2 separate regions of the Homo sapiens genome follow, and region 1 is linked to region 2. A link is a loop called in an ENCODE intact Hi-C map of the cell type or tissue named here. Cell type or tissue: heart right ventricle. All regions are shown on one strand. Links, peaks and the distances in the headings refer to the core of each region. The heading gives the core; the rest is flanking DNA.

The links. A loop is a pair of places that touch in the nucleus more often than their neighbours do. Peaks named below come from ENCODE experiments on the same cell type or tissue, not always from the same donor. Only the 100,000 strongest peaks of a DNase experiment are listed, where the experiment ranks them.
Region 1: it touches region 2 in a loop (2.1-fold over the local background); 3 of 110 quality-filtered maps call a loop at or near these places.

The regions. Positions count from the first base shown.
Region 1 is chr2:37,804,692-37,815,698 of GRCh38, reverse strand. No RefSeq gene overlaps it. Among named protein-coding and RNA genes, the nearest start is that of PIRAT1, 66 kb to the left of the region's middle. In heart right ventricle, for the core only: a CTCF peak has its summit at 6,053 (motif pointing right); a DNase peak (open chromatin) is centred at 6,032; H3K27ac peaks cover 1,468 bases.
Region 2 is chr2:37,518,849-37,529,855 of GRCh38, reverse strand. No RefSeq gene overlaps it. Among named protein-coding and RNA genes, the nearest start is that of LINC03063, 38 kb to the left of the region's middle. In heart right ventricle, for the core only: no CTCF peak of the experiment used is centred there; a DNase peak (open chromatin) is centred at 5,796; H3K4me3 peaks cover 445 bases; H3K27ac peaks cover 2,612 bases.

The DNA of each region.
Region 1 (11,007 bases), core at 3,681-8,680, 290 kb before region 2:
CGGGCGCGGTGGCCCACGCCTGTAATCCCAGCACTTTGGAAGGCCGAGGCGGGCGGATCACGAGGTCAGGAGATTGAGACCATCCTGGCTAACATGGTGAAACCCCATTTCCACTAAAAATACAAAAAATTAGCCGGGCATAGTGGCGGGCGCCTGTAGTCCCAGCTACTCGGGAGGCTGAGGCAGGAGAATGGCGTGAACCTGGGAGGCGGAGCTTGCAGTGAGCCGAGATTGCGCCACTGCACTCCAGCCTGGGCGAAAGAGCCAGACTCCGTCTCAAAAAAAAAAAAAAAAAAAGAGTGTTGGGTGCCTGATCCTCAGAGCATGCTGAAACACCCTCTCTGGGTTTTGCTGACACAAATGCAAAGGCTACCAATGCTAGGCCTTTGAAAGGGAGTGGAAGGCACTGGCCCCCAAATGGTAAAGTTGGTGAGACTTATCTTTCAGAAAAATTCCCCCTTGTTGATGTTTTATCCTTTGATCCAACATTATTATTCTTCCTTTTTTCCTCTCTAGAAATAAACTATTTACTCACTATTTACCTCCTTTACCTAAGGCATGCTTGTGTTTTTTTAAGTTAATATTTAATTGGAAAAGGAATCACTTGGGGTGCAGTGGGAATTTTGTCATATCAAGGTGGTCTTCCTGGACTCTCTCAAACCCTCCAAAGAAGCAATCACCTAATTCACATATGAGCAATGACAGGATGGCCAGGGGAGATTATGAAATTTTCAACATTTATGAAGGAGAGTGGATATTCCTTGAAATGAATGTTTGTTGAACACAGCAGAGATGAACTAAGACTGTGGGGGAAGCTTGATCGCAGTACCCAACCAAACCTAGAGCCCAGGGTTGCAGAAATCCACGAGGAAGAGTCCTCATGCCATGGGGTGAGCTGTCTATACCTGGGCAATGGCATTTTAGAATCAAGGGGCTGATTGATACTAAACTGAAACAATTCTTCAGTCTGGACAAGGTGAGAAAGCAGGCCAAAATGTGCTTTCAGAATTACAGGCATTATCGGAAATATATTTCAAGAAGGTTTTTCTCCTATAACACTGATATTATAACATGTTTTTTTGGGAAGTGTCACTTTGGTTGGAAGGGGTTCCTAAACCAATTTCTGAATCTCTTTCCGTACTGGCTCTAGTTCTGATGCACACAGAGCCTCCCTCAGCTTTTGGGCAGAGTCCATTTGAGACACATCATAGGATCGGGGTCTCCATGTCTTTAGCTCCTGTTCTCACTAAAGTAGGTGACAGTGAAGCCGAGTGTGAAAACAGCAACATAACTCCTATTTATCAAGCACAGACTGCATGCCAGGCACACTGCTAAGTATCTTGTATATATTATCTTTTTTGCAGGTTTATTGACATGTTATTGATGTACAATAGATTACATATGTTCAACACGTACAATTTGATGATTTTACATATGTACATACCAATGAAACCATCACCACAATCAAAAATGCACATATCAGTCACCCCAAAGGTTTTCTGACGACCCTTTTTGATCCTTCCCTTTCACCTCTCCCTGACCCATACCCTCAACCTCAGACAACCACTCACATGCTTTCTGTCACTATGGGCTGTATTTTCTAAATTTTTATATGATTGGAATCATGCAGTATGGCCCCTTTTTCATCTGACTTCTTCACTCAGCATTATTTTGAGATTTATTCATGCTATTACATATAATAAAAATAGTTCATTCCTTTATATTGGTAAGTATTTCATTGTATGGTTTTCCCACGGTTTGTTTTTCCAATCACCAACTGACAAACATTTGAATCATTTCCAGATTTAGAGCACATTAATTAAGCAGGTTTTAAAACTGAGGTAATTTGTCTCCTTTAATCCCTAGAATGAAGTTCCAGAAAACACACTTTCTGAAAATAGCCATGAGTCCAGAAGTCAAATTGAACCTTCTTCAAAAGACCAACCTCTTTCTATTAGCAGTCCAGGGATCCAGATGCTTGCAAATGTCCAGTGCAGGCCGATCTCAGACACTCCTCACAACAGAGGGGTACTGATGGCTGAGTAGACGGTGCCTGGGGAAGGCTGAGCCCAAGGCACAGAAGCAGGCAGAGTCCAGTTCCCTGTTTCTCCAGCATCCTTAGGTACAAGCGCACCATCTTGCCCCAGTGCTGGAATTCTTCAGAACCAGAGTTGCATCCAGGTCTCTTCTCATTAAAGCACTTCTAATTCCATCACTCAGCCCCAGCACAGGATGGCGGGACTAGAGGAGGTTCCGAAGTAAGTCATCTAGTAGGCATGGGCAATAGAGGGATGATGCCAGTGGGAGGTAGGGGGAATGGGAGGCAAAGCTCCACACTGGAACTGCTGCCAAAGAGCATGGCGGCAGAGGCCTCTTCTCTGGCAGTGATCCCAGGTGCTGGTGGCGCAGGATGCTTTCACAGCAGTATTCAGGGCACCATGACGCTCCATAGGTTCAGCTTAGTGGACATAACACCCTCCATGGCCTGACCTACAATGATTGGCTCATGGCTTTTAGTTTTCACACAGTCACACCTCAGGGTGAGCCAGCTCTGCAATAGGATGCACTGCTTTGTCTGCAGCCTCACAGACCTGAAATGCACTCTCATGTCCTGTGCCTCAGTGCTGGCTGGGCCTTGGTCCTATTACATCTTGAACTCAAGGTAATACATCAGTGGCCGGGATTCACACTCAGAACCACCTTGAAAGTCTGTGCTGTTACCACCATGTCGCAGAGGTAGAAGTAGATGTCTGTATAAACAACCTTTGGGTAGCAGGTGGTCAGTTAGGCAGGAAAAATAGTTCTGCTACATTATATATATCAGGAGTATATTGACAGGAACATGTGTGTTGGGAATATATATGTCAGGAACAGCATGAAGAAAGAAAGGCTTTGACAGTTCTGAGCAAGCTACATCACACATCTTGCTAAAGTTTTTGCTATATGGAATTGGTCATTCTAGAGATGTCAGTTACCTAGCACAAGAATTGCAAAGAACAAGGTTGGCAATGGAAACCCTTCCTAAGGCAGAGAACTATGTGTTTAAGAACAGGGGCTCAGCAGCAGATGCCTAAGCTACACAGGCTAGGGCAAGCCACTGCCCTCTTGCGTCTGTTTTCTCATCTACAAAATATGAAAAATAACTGAATTTTCTTCAACACTTGTGAAGATGCAATGTGATGACAAATGTTGAGAGTTTAACACTGTGCCTATTTTGTGGTAAGAGCTCTGCTCTTACTCTGATAGGGGTATTCTCCTGCCTTCACACTTCAGACAGAAAAGCCACCCTCAGCAGCTTTCCGAGGACTGCAGAGGGTCAAAATGACCCCCTCTGTGGATTCGTAGAGTTTTCCAAAGAGGAGGGCAACCAGAAGTCAGCTCTGCTCAGAACTGCTCCAGTGAGATATTGGCATGTGGATGAAGGCTTATTTGCTTAAATCTACAGGGACAGATATGAAGGATTAATCTGAGCTCCTGGAAATTCTCTTTATAAGAATATTTATACTATACCCAGAACAAGGTTTTTCTTTGCCCATGTGAATAGAGATTGCTCTATTAACATTGAGAAATCCACAAGGCAAATTTAATATAAAGTGAGGATCTCTTTGTGCTTGTTTTCCGAGAGTGAAATATTCCTCAATTGCAGGCTTAACTCCCTGGGATATTCACAGTAAACATCCACACACCCTGCCCCACATGCACTTACACACATACCACCTAGATTACCTAGATTTGCTAGAAGACTTCTGAAATATTCTCCAGAGAAAGAACCTAGATTTGAGTCCTTAGGACAGGGGTTCTCCTTTCACCGATAACAGGTGAAAATTTTAATACTCCTTTCTTACCCTCTCCCTTGTGCTACCCTGTTTGGTGAAAATGTAAATTCGTACAATTTCCATGGAAAACAGTACGGATATTTCTCAAAGAACCATTCAATCTAGCAGTCCCAGTACTGGGTATCTACCCATATGAAAAGAAATCATTATATCCAAAAAATACCTGCACTTGCATGTTTACCACAGCACTATTCACAATAACAAAGATATGGAATCAACCTAAGTGTCCATCAATGGATGATTGGATGTAGAAAATGTGGGATATACAGATATGTGTGTGTGTATATATATATATATATATATGTATATATATATATATATATATGCACTATGGAATACTACTCAGCCATAAAAAAGAATGAAATCATGTCTTTTGCAGCAACATGGATGGAACTGGAGGCCATTATCCTAAGTGAAACAATTAAGACACAGAAAGACAAATACCACATGTTCTCATTTATAAGTGGGATCCAAATAATGTGTACACATGGACATAGAGAGTAGAAAAACAGATACTGGAGATTTGGAAGGGTGGGAGTGTGAGAGGGAGGTGAAGGATGAAAAATTACTTAATGGATACAATATACACTATTCAGATGTTGGTTACTCCAGAAGTCCAGACTTCACCACCATGCAACATATCCACATAACAAAATGGCACTTGTATCTCTGAAGTCTAATATATATATATATATATATATACATTTTTTCTTTTTGAGATGGAGTCTCGCTCTGTCGCCCAAGCTGGAGTGCAGTGGCGAGATCTCGGCTCACTGCAAGCTCCGGCCTCCCGGGTTCACACCATTCTCCTGCCTCAGCCTCCCACGTAGCTGGGACTACAGGTGCCCGCCACCACGCCCGGATAATTTTTTGTATTTTTTAGTAGAGACGGGGTTTCACTGTGTTAGCCAGGATGGTCTCGATCTTCTGACCTCGTGATCCGCCCATCTCGGCCTCCCAAGGTGCTGGGATTACAGGTGTGAGTCACTGCGCCCGGCAGATAGATATATATATATATATATATATATATATATATATATATTTTTTTTTTTTGAATGACCTACCAAGTCACTCAGACCTCAGCAAAAGATAGAAATTGCTGCCCTTAGTGATACAATCAGATCTCATTCACATTAATGTTGCTGGTCTTTCTTCATATTTTTGGGCAAGGGAGAGAGGGCCTCACTGTTATGTTTCTGACAACTAATCACTTTCTGTGCCCTCTGCCAGCTTGGGTACAATCAGCTTCCTCTGGCAGCCCATCTGGAAGTGAGTTCAATCGTCTGTATGTGGATGAGTGTATGTATATGTACTCTATTTCCTTTTATTAACATAGGGACCATTTCTCACCTTGTTTTCTAGCTTTGCAGCCAAACTGAGTACAGGGCTCTTATTGATTTTTGTGGCCTGGAGTTGGGTTTCTTTCAATGAAAATGAAACTTACTCAGATCAGTCCCATGGAGCATGGAGCAAGCAGAGAAATGAGCCATAAATTCAGGTGTACCCAAGTACGGGCTGCAGTTGGATTTTGTTCTTTCTTTGAGTGCAGGCCAAATGTTGCAGTTGGGCTTACACTGGCTGTACAGGGCAGATTTGTGGAGCTTTTACTATGAAACATACTTTCCATTATTCACCCTACTCACATGAGTTCTGCTAGAAAAAAGAATTCTCACTGTGGATTTGAGTTTACTAGTTCTGAGGCCAGTACATTTGAAGTGGAGAGGCATGAAAAGGGGGAGGTTTTCTACTCTATCCCCATGTGTTTATCATTGCTGAGCACTTACGTGTTAGGGAAGGAAGAAATGTTCTTATACTGGATTAAACTTTGCAAATAGCATTATTGTTCTGTAGACCAATAGGGTTTTATTTTTTAAAGTCAATGAAATTGACAACTTTTGGAAAGGATTTGAACTGTATTTCTGCTATTTCTGTTAGACAAACACAGCTGAATGACTTCTTAACTCTCTTGTTGGAGTGTTGGACTTGGTACCTTTATTAAAGGCCACTGGATTGAATTGTTATATTCCAGGGATGGGGTTTGACCTAATGGAATATCCATATCTATGCAGGGTGAGTGGATTTCTTATCTAGAATGAAACAACCAGCCAGCCAACTCCTGAAGTTGAGAACATGACTCTGGCTCTTCTCTTAACTTCCAAAGGGATTAAATTCCATAAAACCTTTTAACCTCAGAGTTTCACATGTTGAAAAGAGCAGAGCCTGCAGGGGTCGCTCATTCCAAGTATCTTTCTTTTAGTTATTTTTTTGATGATATGAAAAGACTGCTGACTGATTGTTTGCTGTTTTTAAACAAAACTTCTGTGAAGAGAGTCAAGGTAGAATTTCCTCTTTGTATTTTGTTTGCTTCCTTTCTTTCCACTTCTCTTTGCTCATCTTGCCAAAACTAACGTTTCTCTATGGCTTTGGTATGCTTTATCCTGTAGCAGGACTTTTGATCTCTAAAGATTTAAAGTTTGGAATAAGCATTGGTGGCCTTGAGTTTGCAAAAATCTTTCTTAATCTCCTTAATGTCTTGCTTTTTTGAACATGCCATTGCCCAGTAATGTGGCTTCCCTTATGTAAGTCCAATTAATCAGTTCAACACAGTATTGGAAAAATATCTGGTAAATTTGGAACGGTATAGCTAGGCTGAAATAAGCTTTTAAGAAGTCATGAATTCACTGTAAGTGACTCTCAGAACTTTGCCTATAGAACTGGCTTAGGAATCCAGATGGGGCCCTGAATCAAGGAGAGAGTATCTCTCATTCTTAATTCTAGTTGCTATTGATTTAGCAACTCTTAAGGAAGCATGGTAATCTTTCCTTTTCCCCAATTTGTTGTTCATTCTCCTTCAGAGGAAAGGTCGTTCTCATTTGTTGGTTATTGTGGAGCAACTTAAGCACAAAACCAGAAATATCAATGCTCATAGCTAATCTCCACGTGGCCAGCACCTGTGTTCTGTTTCGACACCTGGGCTCATCTGTGCAACCACCTGCAAATCCTGACCACTGATCATGAAGTGAGTTAAGTGTGTTGATAAACCAAGCAGATTCACTTCACTCCTGGAAACCTACTGTATTAGTCCGTTTTCATGCTGCTGATAGAGACATACCTGAGATTGGGCAATTTACAAAAGAGGTTTAATTGGACTTACAGTTCCACGTGGCTGGGGAGGCCTCACAATCATGGCAGAAGGCAAAGAAGAGCAAGTCACATCTTACATAGATGCCAGCAGGCAAAAAGAGAGAGAGCTTGTGCAGGGAAACTCTCCCTTATATAATCATCAGATCTCGTGAGACTTATTCACTATCAGGAGAATAGCACAGGAAAGACCTGCCCTCTGTGATTCAATTGCCTCCCACCGGGTCCCTCCCACAACACCTGGGAATTCAAGATGAGATTTGGGTGGGGACACAGCCAACCCATATCACCTACCATCAAGGAAAACTACGCTGTTTGAAAGTCTTTGACAGGTTATTTTGAATTTATATTAAGGATTATATTTTTCTTAAGTATCTTGTGAAAAGTTTTTAAAAGTACAGTTGTAGGAAAACAGGGCCTACTTGATAACATATAAGGGTTAGGTCACTTTTTAAAAGACATAAAGCAGTTTACTTTTGCTGAAGTAGCAAGGTCTATAGTTCCTGAAATCCTAGAATTCCCTTATTCTGATAAGACTGGGTATTTAATGGTCAAGGTTCTGAGTTGCCAACAAAAGAATCCATTCTGATTAGTTTAATCAGGAAGGGGGTTTATTCAAGAATATTAGGTAGATCACAGAAAATCAAGGAGGGGCAGACAGTAGGCTCTGAGCCATTCAGGAACAATCGTGGACACACAACAGGAGCTTCTTGAGCAAATTTTCCTTTGCCACTATTGCTTTGTATCAATGAGGAAACCAGGATGGATACCAGCAGCTTCTCCCTATTCTGATCTTGAAGATCTAGAGGCCTCCATCATCATATCAATTTCTCTCCATGCAGCCAATTCCTTGGGTTGCTAATTTCCAAAATCTAAGACTATCATGGGTAGATCTGATTGGTGGAATCTAGGTTACCCTAGCTACAAAAGAGTTTCGGTGTGGAAGATTTCTAGCTTCTACCTTGGGAAGGTGCAACTTATCATATGGGATATTACTAAAAGGTAGAGAAGATATCATTAAAATTAAAACCATTTATGCTTCAAAGAATACCATCAAGAAAATGAAAAGACAACTCACAGAATGGAGAAAAGCTTTGAAAATCATATATATGATAAGAGACTTGCATTTCTTGCCTATAAAGGAATCTTACAACTCAATAACGAAAAGAAAAATAACTGAATTAAAAATAAGCAAAAGATCAGAATATACATTTCTCCAAAAAAGATATACAAATGGTCAATAACACATGAAAGATGCTTAACATCATTAGCCATTAGGGAAATGCAAATCAAAACTGCACTGAGATACCATTATGAATCCACTAGGATGGCTATAATAAAAAAGACAGATAACAGCAAGTGTTGGTGAAGATGTGGAAAAAGTGGAACTCTCATGAATTGCTGGAAATGTAATATGGTGCAGCCACTTTGGACAACAATCTGGCAGTTCTGCAAAAGGTGAAGCATAGAGTTACCCAGCAATTGCACTCCTAGATATATAGTCAAGAGAATTGAAAATGTAAGTCCACACAAAATCTTTTACATCAATATTCATAGCAACATTCTGCAAAATAGCTAAAAAATGTAAACAATCCAAATGTCCCTCAGCTAACTAATGGATCAACAAAATGTGTATATCTATACAACGGAAGATTATTTGGTCATAAAAGGAATGAAGTACTGATGTATGCTACAATATAGGTGAACCTGGAAAACATTATGGTAGGTAAAAGAAGCCCATCACAATGGATCAGATATTGTATGATTTCATTTCTTTGAAATGTATTCTTTTTCTAGGGCTGCCACAACAAAGTACCATAGACTTGATGGCTTAAACAACAGACACGGATTTTCTCACAGTTCTGGAGGCTAGAAATCTGAGATCAAGACACCAGCAGGGTTGGTTTCATTCTGAAGCTGCTCTTCGTGGCTTGGGGATCCCATCTTCTCCCTGTGTCTTCACATGGTCTTCTCTCTGTGCCTGTGCCATAATCTCTTCTTTTAAGGAACCAATTGTATTGGATTAGAGCCCACTTTGGTGACCTCATTATTACTTAATTACCTCTTTCAAGACCCTGTCTTCAAATACAAATAGAACCACAACATATGAATATCAGGGGGACACAATTCAGCCTTTAACAGTCTATAATAGGAAAACATATAGAGACAGAAGATTAATGAACAGATGGTTGTCGTATTAGTCCATTTTCACGCTGCTGACAAAGACATACCTGAGACTGGGCCATTTACAAAAGAAAGAAGTTTAATTGGACTCAGTTCCACGTAGCTGGGGAGGCCTCACAATCATGATGGAAGGCAAGGAGGAGCAAGTCACATCTTATGTGGATGACAGCAGGCAAAAAGAGAGAGCTTGTGCAGAGAAACTCCCATTTTTAAAACCATCAGTTCTCATGAGACTTATTCACTATCATGAGAACAGCATGGGAAACACCTGCCCCCATGATTCAGTCACCTCCCACCGGGTCCCTCCCACAGCATGTTGGAAGTCAAGATGAGATTTGGGTGGGGACACAGCCAAACCACATCAGTTGCCTAGGGCTGGACAGTGGTGGGAGGTTTGGGAGATGATGGTTAATGGGTCCAAGATTTCCTTTTGGGGGCAAAAACTGGAAGCATTCCCTTTGAAAACTGGCACAAGACAGGGATGCCCTCTCTCACCGCTCCTATTCAACATAGTGTTGGAAGTTCTGGCCAGGGAAATTAGGCAGGAGAAGGAAATAAAGGGTATTCAATTAGGAAAAGAGGAAGTCAAATTGTCCCTGTTTGCAGATGACATGATTGTATATTTAGAAAACCCCATCGTCTCAGCACAAAATCTCCTTAAGCTGATAAGCAACTTCAGCAAAATCTCAGGATACAAAATCAATGTACAAAAATCACAAGCATTCTTATACACCAATAACAGACAAACAGAGAGCCAAATCATGAGGGAACTCCCATTCACAATTGCTTCAAAGAGAATAAAATACCCGGGAATCCAACTTACAAGGGATGTGAAGGACCTCTTCGAGGAGAACTACAAACCACTGCTCAATGAAATAAAAGAGGACACAAACAAATGGAAGAACATTCCATGCTCATGGGTAGGAAGAATCAATATCGTGAAAATGGCCATACTGCCCAAGGTAATTTATAGATTCAATGCCATCCCCATCAAGCTACCAATGACTTTCTTCACAGAATTGGAAGAAACTACTTTAAAGTTCGTATGGAAGCAAAAAAGAGCCTGTGTCACCAAGTCAATCCTAAGCCAAAAGAACAAAGCTGGAGGCACCACGCTGCCTGACTTCAAATTATACTACAAGGCTACAGTAACCAAAACAGCATGGTACTGGTACCAAACCAGAGATATAGATCAATGGAACAGAACAGAGCCCTCAGAAATGATGCCGCATATCTACAACCATCTGATCTTTGACAAACCTGAGAAAAACAAGCAATGGGGAAAAGATTCCCTATTTAATAAATGGTGCTGGGAAAACTGGCTAGCCATATGTAGAAAGCTGAAACTGGATCCCTTCCTTACACCTTATACAAAAATTAATTCAAGATGGATTAAAGACTTACATGTTAGACCTAAAACCATAATAACCCTAGAAGAAAACCTAGGCAATACCATTCAGGACATAGGCATGGGCAAGGACTTCGTGTCTAAAACACCAAAAGCAATGGCAACAAAAGCCAAAATTGACAAACGGGATCTAATTAAACTAAAGACCTTCTGCACAGCAAAAGAAACCACCATCAGGGTGAACAGGCAACCTACCAAATCGGAGAAAATTTTCGCCACCTACTCATCTGACAAAGGGCTAACACCGAGAATCTACAATGAACTCAAACAAATTTACAAGAAAAAACAAACAACCCCATCAAAAAGTGGGCAAAGGACATGAACAGATACTTCTCAAAAGAAGACATTTATGCAACCAAAAGACACATGAAAAAATGCTCATCATCACTGGCCATCAGAGAAATGCAAATCAAAACCACAATGAGACACCATCTCACA
Region 2 (11,007 bases), core at 3,419-8,418:
ATTTATTACACTTTACAGATAAGTTATATATACACACAAATATAATTTTAACTGTAAAATCACAACAAACTAGTTACATTTAAATCCTTGGCTCTGTAGAAGACAATTTAGAAGTCTTCTAGTCCCCTAACTTTACCTTCCTTAAATTATAAAAAAAAAAAAAATCTGACAGTTTTAACTTCAAGTTAAAGTTGAAGGGGTGATATCACATTTCATCACTCAGAAATGGAAATTTTACCTGTCTATACAAAGCCTTTCACATGCTACAGTGACACTTAAAGTACCATTACAAGACTTTAAATGTGTAAAATATTTAATTAAAACCTTCAAGGATTTTCTTTAAGATTGTGGGTGTTTAACTTGGTTCTAATAACTAGAATGGGGAATGAAACTAACAAACTTGTTTTTTTCTCCTTCAGTCCAATTTTAAAATAGTCCGTTCTGTACTTCTCATCACCATCTGATCTCTTCTAAAGGAGGAGAATATATGGAAGAGTCCTTAACCAAGCTTTTACTCATTTGGTAGTGAGGTTGGAATCCCATGGGAAACAATTTTCCAAAATCCAATAAAAGATGTCCCATTATTTTCAAATACGCAGAGGTGCTAGATTTCAGAAACGCAAAACACAACATAAGTATCTGAAACAAAATGCCTCGGTGTGGTTTTAAAAGAATGCCTATGTGTTGTCAAAAAGCTTTTTCAAGGCAAATGATGCTGGCTTTCCAACTGACATAGCTAGTGTTTGAAATAAGCCTGTTTTCATGGTATTATACCAGACTCTGTAAATGCAATCCCTATAATTACCTAAAGTAGAGGTGCATAAAACACATAAAATAAGGACTCTGCAAAAATTTGACCAACTTTTATGGTGTCTCACTCTCAGTGTGTTTAAGCATGAATATATAAACATTGGAGGCAGTTCTTAGAACAAACCAGATAAAAATAAAATAATGACCAGGTAGGTTATAAACTGAGGTAATAACTCTGCAAACACTTCTCATGAAAAAATTCAAAATTAAGAGGTCACCTATTCTACTTGTTTTCCATTACCTGTGACAGGAGACACATGGAGTAAAAGCAGACCATTAAGGAGGTGGTTAACAACCCCTCAACCTAACATACACACACCATATAAAGCTAACTAAATAAACCAAACACAACCAGTCAGTGTAAAGACTTTCATTCAAAAGTAAACTTTGGGCTAAAGATATCAAGACTTTCTAGTTGTTAACCTGTAGTTCTATCCTTTCCTGAAAGTACAGGCCTTGCCATTAATTCTCTCATTATTAGAATAGTAGAAAACAAGCCTGGATATTGACCAAAGTTTACATTTTACATTTCAAACATGAAAACTCAGAACTGTGCATTTCCAAGTTTATAGTGACATCTGGACAGGTTTTTAAAGTGACGGTGCTGAGGCATGATATTCACAAACACTGGTTTTCTGTTGAGAGTATATACACCCACACCAAATTACCCTGAAATGTCTCCTATTTTCTTCCTAGGAAAATTCTAGGCTTTTAAGTTTAAAAAAATAAATGCCTATGATGCAATTATTACTTTCTAGAGTTAAGCACATTCTTACACACAGCAAGATTTGAGGACCACTATAATCTAGAACCTACTCTAAAATGAATCATTTCCCCTAAAATCAAGTGGAATTTTCCTCAACCAAAAACCTCAGTCTGCCTTTCCTAATTTTCTCCCAGCAATATTTTTTATTCAAAGTTGGTGGCTCATGCCTGTAATCCCAGCACTGTGGGAGGCCAAGACAGGTGGATTCCTTGAGCCCAGCAGTTCGAGACCAGCCTGGGCAACATGGTGAAACGCCGTCTCTACAAAAAATACAAAAATTACCTGGGCTTGGTGGTGTGCGCCTGTAATCCCAGCTACTCAGGAGGCTGAGATGGAAGGATCACCTGAGTTTGGAGGTGTCGAGGCTGCAGTGAGCAGTGCAATGATCACGCCACTACATTCAAGCCTGGAGACCCTATCTCAAAAAAAAAAAAAAAAAAAAAACCAGAGTTGAATAAATTCTCGCCTGCTTAATTATTCCCATTACCAATTATGGTGAAACTCAGTTTAAAAGATTTTACTTTCACTAGTCAGTAAAGTCCAGATATAAAATATCTCACCACTTTTTGAATATGGCCCTTATAGGAGTCAGATCGTGTCCCTGATTCATTGTGAGAGAGAATGCATCTCTCCCTAGAATATAAAAAGCTCCCAGAACAGGTGTGTTGGGTAAATAAGAGTTACCATGGCATCCTGCTCCTCTGTGGACTCCCCTCCTTACAGATTTAGTTGTAAATATCATTCTTGGCTAAGTTCCTCATTCGTATGACTCTGTGATTTGTCAAGTGTGAACTAATATGAACCCTCTTTTCGTACATTTAACGTGTTGACATTGGTCCTGATGTTAGAATAAAATGGCACACCTCCCCCAACCAGTTCACCTGGCAGATAACAGGCCCTCGATAAATATGTGTGGAATGAATGACCAGCGGGATACCACTGCTCTGGTATCTCACCACATAAACATTAGAGGTAGTTCTTAGAACAAACCAGATAAAAATAAAATAATGACCAGGTCAACCATTAGAATATAAAAAGCTCCCAGAACAGGCATGATGAGTAAATAAGAGTTACCATGGCATCCTGCTCCTCTGTGGCCTCCCAGAGGTTAGTAAAACCCCCATGGTTAATAAAGCTGCTGAGAATCTACTCCAAGAAGTCTCATGGGCTCTCTCATAACCCATAACAGATATGCCTTAAAGTCCTTCATTAATTCATAACTATTTATTGAGCACCTATTATGTGTCAGGCACTGTTCTAGCTGCTGGGGATGCAGAAGTTAACACAAAATTTCTGTCCTAGTGGAATCTATTTCAGTGAAAGATGATAGACAATAAACAAATAAACAGATCAATGAGAGAAATAAATATAGGGGTAACTATTATGAAGAAAATGAAATAGATGTGATAGAGAATGTATTGTTTAGGGTACACCTGAATTTCAGTAACAGAGAGATTGAAAATACGGTGCTTAAAGAAGATAAAAGTGTATTTTTTTTGCTCCTAAAGGTGACCTGTCCAGGGGTGGAAGGTGCTGCATCTACAGGGGTCCCCAAGGACCAAGGTGCTATCCGTCTCCCTGTTCATCTCCCAGAGTGGTATACTCATCCAGTGCACTCATCTGGAGCAATTCACATGCACCATGTCTACATTCCAGCCTGTGGGAAAGCAAGAAAGGATGACCAGGACACACGGTGCATCAATAAGAAGATGACTATAAGTGTTGTGTTTTCATTCCTCTCACTTCCCATTGGCCCAAACTTAGTCACGTGACCACAACAATTACAAGGCCATCTGGGAAGTGTAGTATCTATTTGAGCAGTTGAGTATCTGGCTACAAATTGGAGCATTCTGTTATTTTAAGAATAAAGGAATAAAAGACACACACTGTGGTCTTCTGCCGTAATTGTCCAGTTGTTCTCTGGACTAGAGGTGAAGATTTTTTAGCTGGGGGTTTTGTTAAAGTAGTCAGAAAGACCTCTGAGGAGGGACATTTGATACGAGATTGAAAGACACAAAGGATGCAGTCATGGAATATATGTGAAAATTAGAACATCAGCAACCATGAGTAAAGATGACAGTGGACCTGTGTATGTTTCAAACTAAAGTTTTAACTGTTTTTTTAATTTTTAAATTTATTATTTTATTTTCTTTTATTTCATTTTATTTATTTACCTTTAGATGGAGGTCTTGCTATATTGCTCAGGCTGGTCTCAAGCTCCTGAACTCAAACAATCTTCCCGCTTCAGTCTCCCAAATAGCTGGGACTATAGGTGCTTTCTGCCACACCCAGCTTTTGGTTTTGTTGTTTAGTCATTACAATATGTAATTATTTAAGATAATCTCAATAAAAGAGCACATCATGAGATATACAGATAAAACATACATTTTATCTATATCTATTTTTAACTGGTAAGATTGTCAATCCTGTTTCCATACCATATCTGGATGCTTTTGATACATTGGACACGTAGTCACAGGGAATAATTTACATAGATGATTGTTTGGTAGAAATGAAATTCTGGAAGCCTGATTTTTTTCCATTCATTTTTCCAATCATCTCAGATTTCCAAATGGAAAATCTTTGCAATCCCTCCCATAACCTAAGCTACCGTGCAGCCCCATGGACAGACTAACAGGGTGTAGAATGGAGAAATCTTTCTCTAAAGTAAACTAAGAGGAACTTCTAAGTTTTGGGCTCAGTTACCAGCCAGATGGATTGTATACAAGGCAAGAAGTGTTTTGACATTGATTATGAGGACAGAAAATGCCTCCTGGAAAGGTGGCTTGTCCTTGCCCCATTCTGGGCATTTGCAATGCACTTGATAGATTCAGGTCTAATTGAAACCATAAGAAACACCACCTGAGGCAGACCGATAGTCCATCTGGCCCACTGCTCAGGCTCAGACAGAAGCATCCAAAGACTCTGCGTGAGGAGGTCCAATGCCTCATCGGATTTCAGCCATGAGAAGGTAGAAACATACCCTGAAGAGCCCTTACTTTCCTCCGCCAAAATAAGGGATTGTGAGTGAGGCAGTGCTGCTGTCCTCTCCCAAATCTCCCACTTCCTCTCAGGGGAGCTGCCATCTGCTTCCAAGTCCATGAGTGTTCATTTATTAAACAACAGACCTAGCTCCTGACAATGCTTGCCGGGAATGTATACTTCACAATAATAAGCCTTAGACACTGGGGACAAAAATGATCAGAAGCACCATTTTCCCAGGGAATTTATCCACTTGGCAAACCCTGGGCTTGTGAAGACATGGCCTGCCTTCTCCTTCAGTGAAATAAGATAATTGTTTCTGAAGAGTAAAGTTTTATATTTTAGAGTGTTGAGGTCATATCCCCTTCTTTCTATGGGCTCCCCAGGTAAGGAGTTTCATTAAATATTTTCTTTGCTGTGAAATTGCCCTCACAACAGCATCTATCCCTTGGGCTAACCAAAAACTTTAAGGCACAATCTAACCACAAGATTTTCAGTGAAAACCTTTATTTAAATCGTGTGTGTGCATGTGTATGTGTGTGTGTGCATAAACATAGCATGAGTATGTGGCATATGAAAGCTGAAAAATCTCTGATGCTGTCCACATCTCCATCTTTCCACCTGTCCCCCACCTGGCTGGCATGGGCTAGAGGGGCGGGTAGTGTTCTGGTGGCAGCCTCCTGAGACCTAAATGGCCTTTGTTACATACTTCAGAGCTGCTTAACACCCCTGACATGTTCTTAGCTATGAGCTCAGCTCCTGGATTCTTCCAAAATCTGTAGCTCACACTTTTCTTACCTTTCAAATCCTCAAACTATAAAACCTGAAATATAAAGTGCATATAGAGGAGAAGAATGCAGATTGAAACCTTGAGTGCTTGGGAGCTTCCAAGAGTACTTTGCACTCACTAACTAGAGGATGTAAAAGTACCTGTACCCACAGCACACCAGTTGCACAAAGGCATAGAAGTGTTCTTTGATCTAAAAGGATCGGGGAAGCTCTCAGTCACCACGTGCTACCACTTCCCTAGCTGGACAATGCTTTGGAAAACAACTGGATGCATGATTGCATCTTAATTCTAACCCTCCTCCATTTGAAAAATGAGGATACTGGGGCCCAGAGGGATTTGGGGACTTGCCTCAGGTCACAAAGTCAGGGAAGGGCAAGCAGTAACTGGAAGCAGGAATCCAATGTCCTTTTCATTCCACCAGTGTTTGTTGGAAAGAGTATATTTCTGCTTGTGAGGCAATCTTCAGTCTGCAGAGCCGTAGTGTAACGTTTTGGCATGGAGTAGCAGTGTCGTAATCTTCCTCTAACACTTCCCCAGTCCTAAAAACCATATAAGGAATTTGAATCTCTATCATGGTTCCCAATTAGCTTTGACAAACTTGATGTCTTGCCAGCCAGTAAACTACATCACACCCACTGATTCCAACAGGGCAAATCATTCTATTAAACACTGAGACTTAATATCTCAGCTAAAAACAACCATCTGTTCACACTTAATTACCATCTTCCCCAAACATATTTATTTGACAATCTTAAAGAAAACTCCAGTTGCAGAGAGGACTGAGGATTTGAAGGTTTAGCATTTCTGCTTAAGAGCTGTCAGTTAAACTTAAAATTATCTCAGTCCTGGTTCAAGTCCTACTGGAAATAGAAACACACATTTTTCAGATGGTTCCAAAAACATTCTTGCATTTATTTTCTAAAAAGAAAACTTTAAGAACAAATCATGAAAAAAATAAAATAAAATGAGCTGCCTTGCTTTTTCTTTCCCTTTTTTTTTCTTTCTTTCTAGCTTTCTTAAACATACTTGTTCTCGAAAGAAAAAAATTGGAAGGAAAATACTCAGATGCCAGGTGTACCTTTATTAATTGGCTTAACATGCTAGTCAAGAAACCAGCTAGCTACACTAACCACCATCATCATCTCTCTGTGCCTCTCAAAGGAGACTGCTGGGTTTCAATCACTGTACATAAGCAGTTTTTTATTCTCGTGTCACCTCTGTAGAGATCTAATTTACATGTGATCACTTAAAGCCTCTTTTGAATGTTTTAAATAGTCAGAATCTCAATAGCTATCAACTTTTCAGAAGGGGCTTTAGCTTTAATTGTATTGTACATCAGGTATTCTTATAATGTTAAACAGTCAAGAAATTTATAGTAAAGAAAGGAATTCTTTGTCAAGCAAATAAAAAAAAAGCTGATAGCCACAACATTCATAACCAAGACTTTTTTTTTTTTTTTGGCTTAACTATTAGCCACCCCACAAGGCAAAATATCCCTATCCCTAAATTTCGAAAATATTCTATTTGGGGAGTTATTTTTTTGGAGTAAAGAAGAATGAGTTGGACCACCTCTGGCCATCTGTGTGTTTTTTCATTTTTGTAGCCTTTGCTGACTGCAATGCACTCTGGTATCTTGGACTCTCTTGGGGAAAAATAAGCAATTAAGAAGCTTTCCAGAGACCAACAGTTGTATAGGAACGACTTGCAAACAACATTTCATCACTCAGGGAATAAACATCATTGCTTATGATGTACCAATTTCTCTGCTAATATCTGGGAATACAACCATAAGCCGGATAAACAAGTTTGTTGTCTTCCTGGAGCTTCCAGTCTAGAGAGAGAGAGACTAAGAATGCTGCTTAAATAACAACATACATAGAAGAAAAATGATCTGTCAAAAAAAATCTGGCTTTTTAAAAGTAATTTTCAAAAAACGGTGAATATACTGTTTCAATATTTTAAATACTGACCTATAAAAAAAGGAATTAGCATCTATTTCATTGCTACTATATGCAAAGGGCTTTCCATATATTTTTATTTAATTTTCACAGAGATCTTTGTAAGTAGATATTAAGAACACTGAGGCTCAAAAGTTGAAGTCTCCAAAACGAAAACATGGCCTGTAAGGGATAAAGCCCAGTAATACCATCCACATTCATCTGATTCAAAAGTCCATGCATTTTCCCCTACACTTCCTGATTTCCTTGACTAGGCTTTGGCACCTTAGCCGAAACGCTCACATTTCTTCAGACTTCTCTTTCAACAGTGTACAAGGAGGCACACAAGGTTCTCTAGCTGATATCTTTATCTCTGATTCGAATAATTATCTGAAAGTCCAAAAACTTCATTTAACCTTAAGTAAAATCTTCAGACAACCCCACCCCCATCTCCAGTAGCAACACAGTCTGATGTTTCATAATTCCTCAAGCATGCTAGCACTGAATGAACTTCAACTTGCTTAGCAAATTTTCATTGCAGACGAAGTTTCTGTGCTAATCTGGAATTGATACCTTATAAGAATACAGCCCAAATTGGGAAGTTGAAGAGTTTATATATCTCAAAATTCCTTAGTCATAAAATAATGAACTAGCAACAAAAACGTCTACCTTCCTAAAGCATATTACAATCTGACTGCACAAGTCTTTTGTTCTAAACACTTATAAAGGGAAGTGGATGGTCCTACTGGAATCCTACTAGACATATAAATGAAGAATTTTATATTACATTTTGTAAAAAGTTTATTCTCCCTCAATATTTAAGGGAATTAGCTGGCAACATTGGCCAATAAGCAACCCACATTTACCTACAGAATCATTTTTAAATATTTTACTTTTTTAAAAAAGTACACATTTTGCTTCCAGTATGTAGCACCAAAGGCCCATTCCAGGGCATCCCTCCCACTGAATAAACTAAAACCTCTCAAAAACAAAAATATAGAAGGAAAGTAAGGGGAAAGGTAGATTCAAGAATCCTTAACAAAATATTATTACACTGTGTTTAACAATATACAGACAATACATCATAACTGTGTAGAATTTATTCCAAGGAACTAATGTTGGTTTTAGCATTTGAACACCAATCAAATATAATTCACTCATTAACAGATCAAAGGAGAATATTCATATTATCATTTTAATAGATGGGGAAAAGACATTTGACAAAATTTAGCACTCATTTGTGATTTTTTTTTAAAACTCTCAGCAAACTAAAAATATTTGGAAATTTTCTCAAATTGACAATAGTCATCCATGCAAAACCTACAGCTAACATCATACTTGACATTGGCACCCTAAGATTGGTAACAATTCAAGGGGACCTGCTTTCACTGCTTCTGTTCAATATTATACTGGGAGTCTAAACCACTGTAATATTTTTTAAAAGAGGGAGAGGGAAGTAAAATGAAAAAGATGGGAAAGAAATAATAAGAATAAAGATCAATAAGAAAGTAAAATAATATTTACAGGCAATAGAATTATTTATGTAGGAAATCTCAGGGAATCCACAAAATAATTACTAGAACTAATAAATAAGTTTAGTAAGGTACACGGACGATATTTTTAAGCCATCGTATTCCAGTATATAAGCAGCAACAATTCAAAACTGAACTTTAAAAAAATTCCATTTACAATAGCAATAAAAAAATTGTTTTAAGCAAGTCAAATGTGTCTACACCAAAAACTATGGAATACTGCTGAGAGAAAGTAAAGAAAACCTAAATAAAAGGGAAGATAGACCACATTCGTAGATTTAAAGACTCAGTGTATTAGTCAGCATTCTCCAGAGGACATATATAAGAGGAGATTTACCATGGGAATTGGCTCACTTAAGTATGGAGGCTAAGAATTCTCATGATATGCTGTCTACAAGCTGAAAAACCAGGAAAATCATTGGTGTAATTCAGTCTGAGCCTGAAGGTCTGAGAACCAGAGGAAGGGTGATGGCCCTGGTATAAGTCCCAGAATCCAAAAGCGCAAGAACCCAAGCTTCAATATCCAAGGGCCAAAGAAAATGGGTATCCTAGGTCAAGGAGAGAGAGAATTCACCTTCCTCCACCTTTTGGTTCTATTCGCTCCCTCAATGGATTGCATGATGCCTACCAGTGTTGGCAGCGTGGATCTTCTATACTCAGTCTACTGTTTCAAACACTAATCTCTTCCAGAAACACCATCACAAATACATCTAGAAATGATGTTGTTTACCAGCTATCTGGGCATCCCTTAAACCAGTCAAGCTGAAACAAAAATAACTATCACATTCAATATTATTAAGTTGATGATTTTCCCCAAGGTGATCTATAGTTTCAATGCACTGTCAATTTTTTAGGAATTGAAATGCTGATTCTAATACATATATATATGTATGTATATGAAAACACACACACACACACACACACACACATATATATATTCATATATATTCATATATGTACATATATATTCATATATATATTCATATATGTACATATATATTCATATATATTCATATATATATACATATATGTACATATATATTCATATATATTCATATATATACATACATTCATATATATATTCATATACACATATATATTCATATATATATTCATATACACATATATATTCATATATATTCATATACACATATATATTCATATATATATTCATATACACATATATATTCATATATATTCATATACACATATATATTCATATATATTCATATACACATATATATTCATATATATATTCATATACACATATATATTCATATATACATATATACATATATATTCATATATATATACATATATTCATATATATACATATATATTCATATATATACACATATATTCATATATATTCATATATATACATATATATTCATATATATTCATATATACATATATATTCATATATATACATATATACATATATACATATATATTCATATATATACATATATACATATATATTCATATATATACATATATACATATATATTCATATATATACATATATTCATATATACATATATATTCATATATATACATATATTCATATATACATACATGTATATATTCATATATACGTATATATTCATATATATATTCATATATATGTGTGTGTGTGTATATATATATATATATATATATATATATATATATATATATATATGAAAACACAAAAGACCCAAGCATTCTGTTAAAAGAAGAACAAGGTTGGGACACTTACCTGATTTCAAAAAATATTTTATAAAACTCTGATAATAAAAGCAATATGGGCTGGGTGCAGTGGCTTATGCCTATAATTCCAGCACTTTGGGAGGCCAAGGCAGGAGGATCACTTGAGGCCAAGAGTTTGACACCATCCTGGGCAACATAGCAAGACCCTGTCTTTACAGAAAAAAAAATTTTATTTTAAATTAGCCAGGCAAGGTGGTACATGCCAGTATTCCTAGCTACTCAGGAGACTAAAGAAGGAGGATAACTTGAGCCCAGGAGTTCAAGGTTACAATGAACTATGATTGCACCACTGCACTCCAGCCTGGGTGACAGAGTGAGACTGTGTCTCTAAAAATAAATAAATAATAAATAAAATAATATAAAATAAAAGTCAGTATGATACTGGTGAAAAGACAGACATATAAATTTATAGAAAAGAATAGAGAATACAGAAATAAA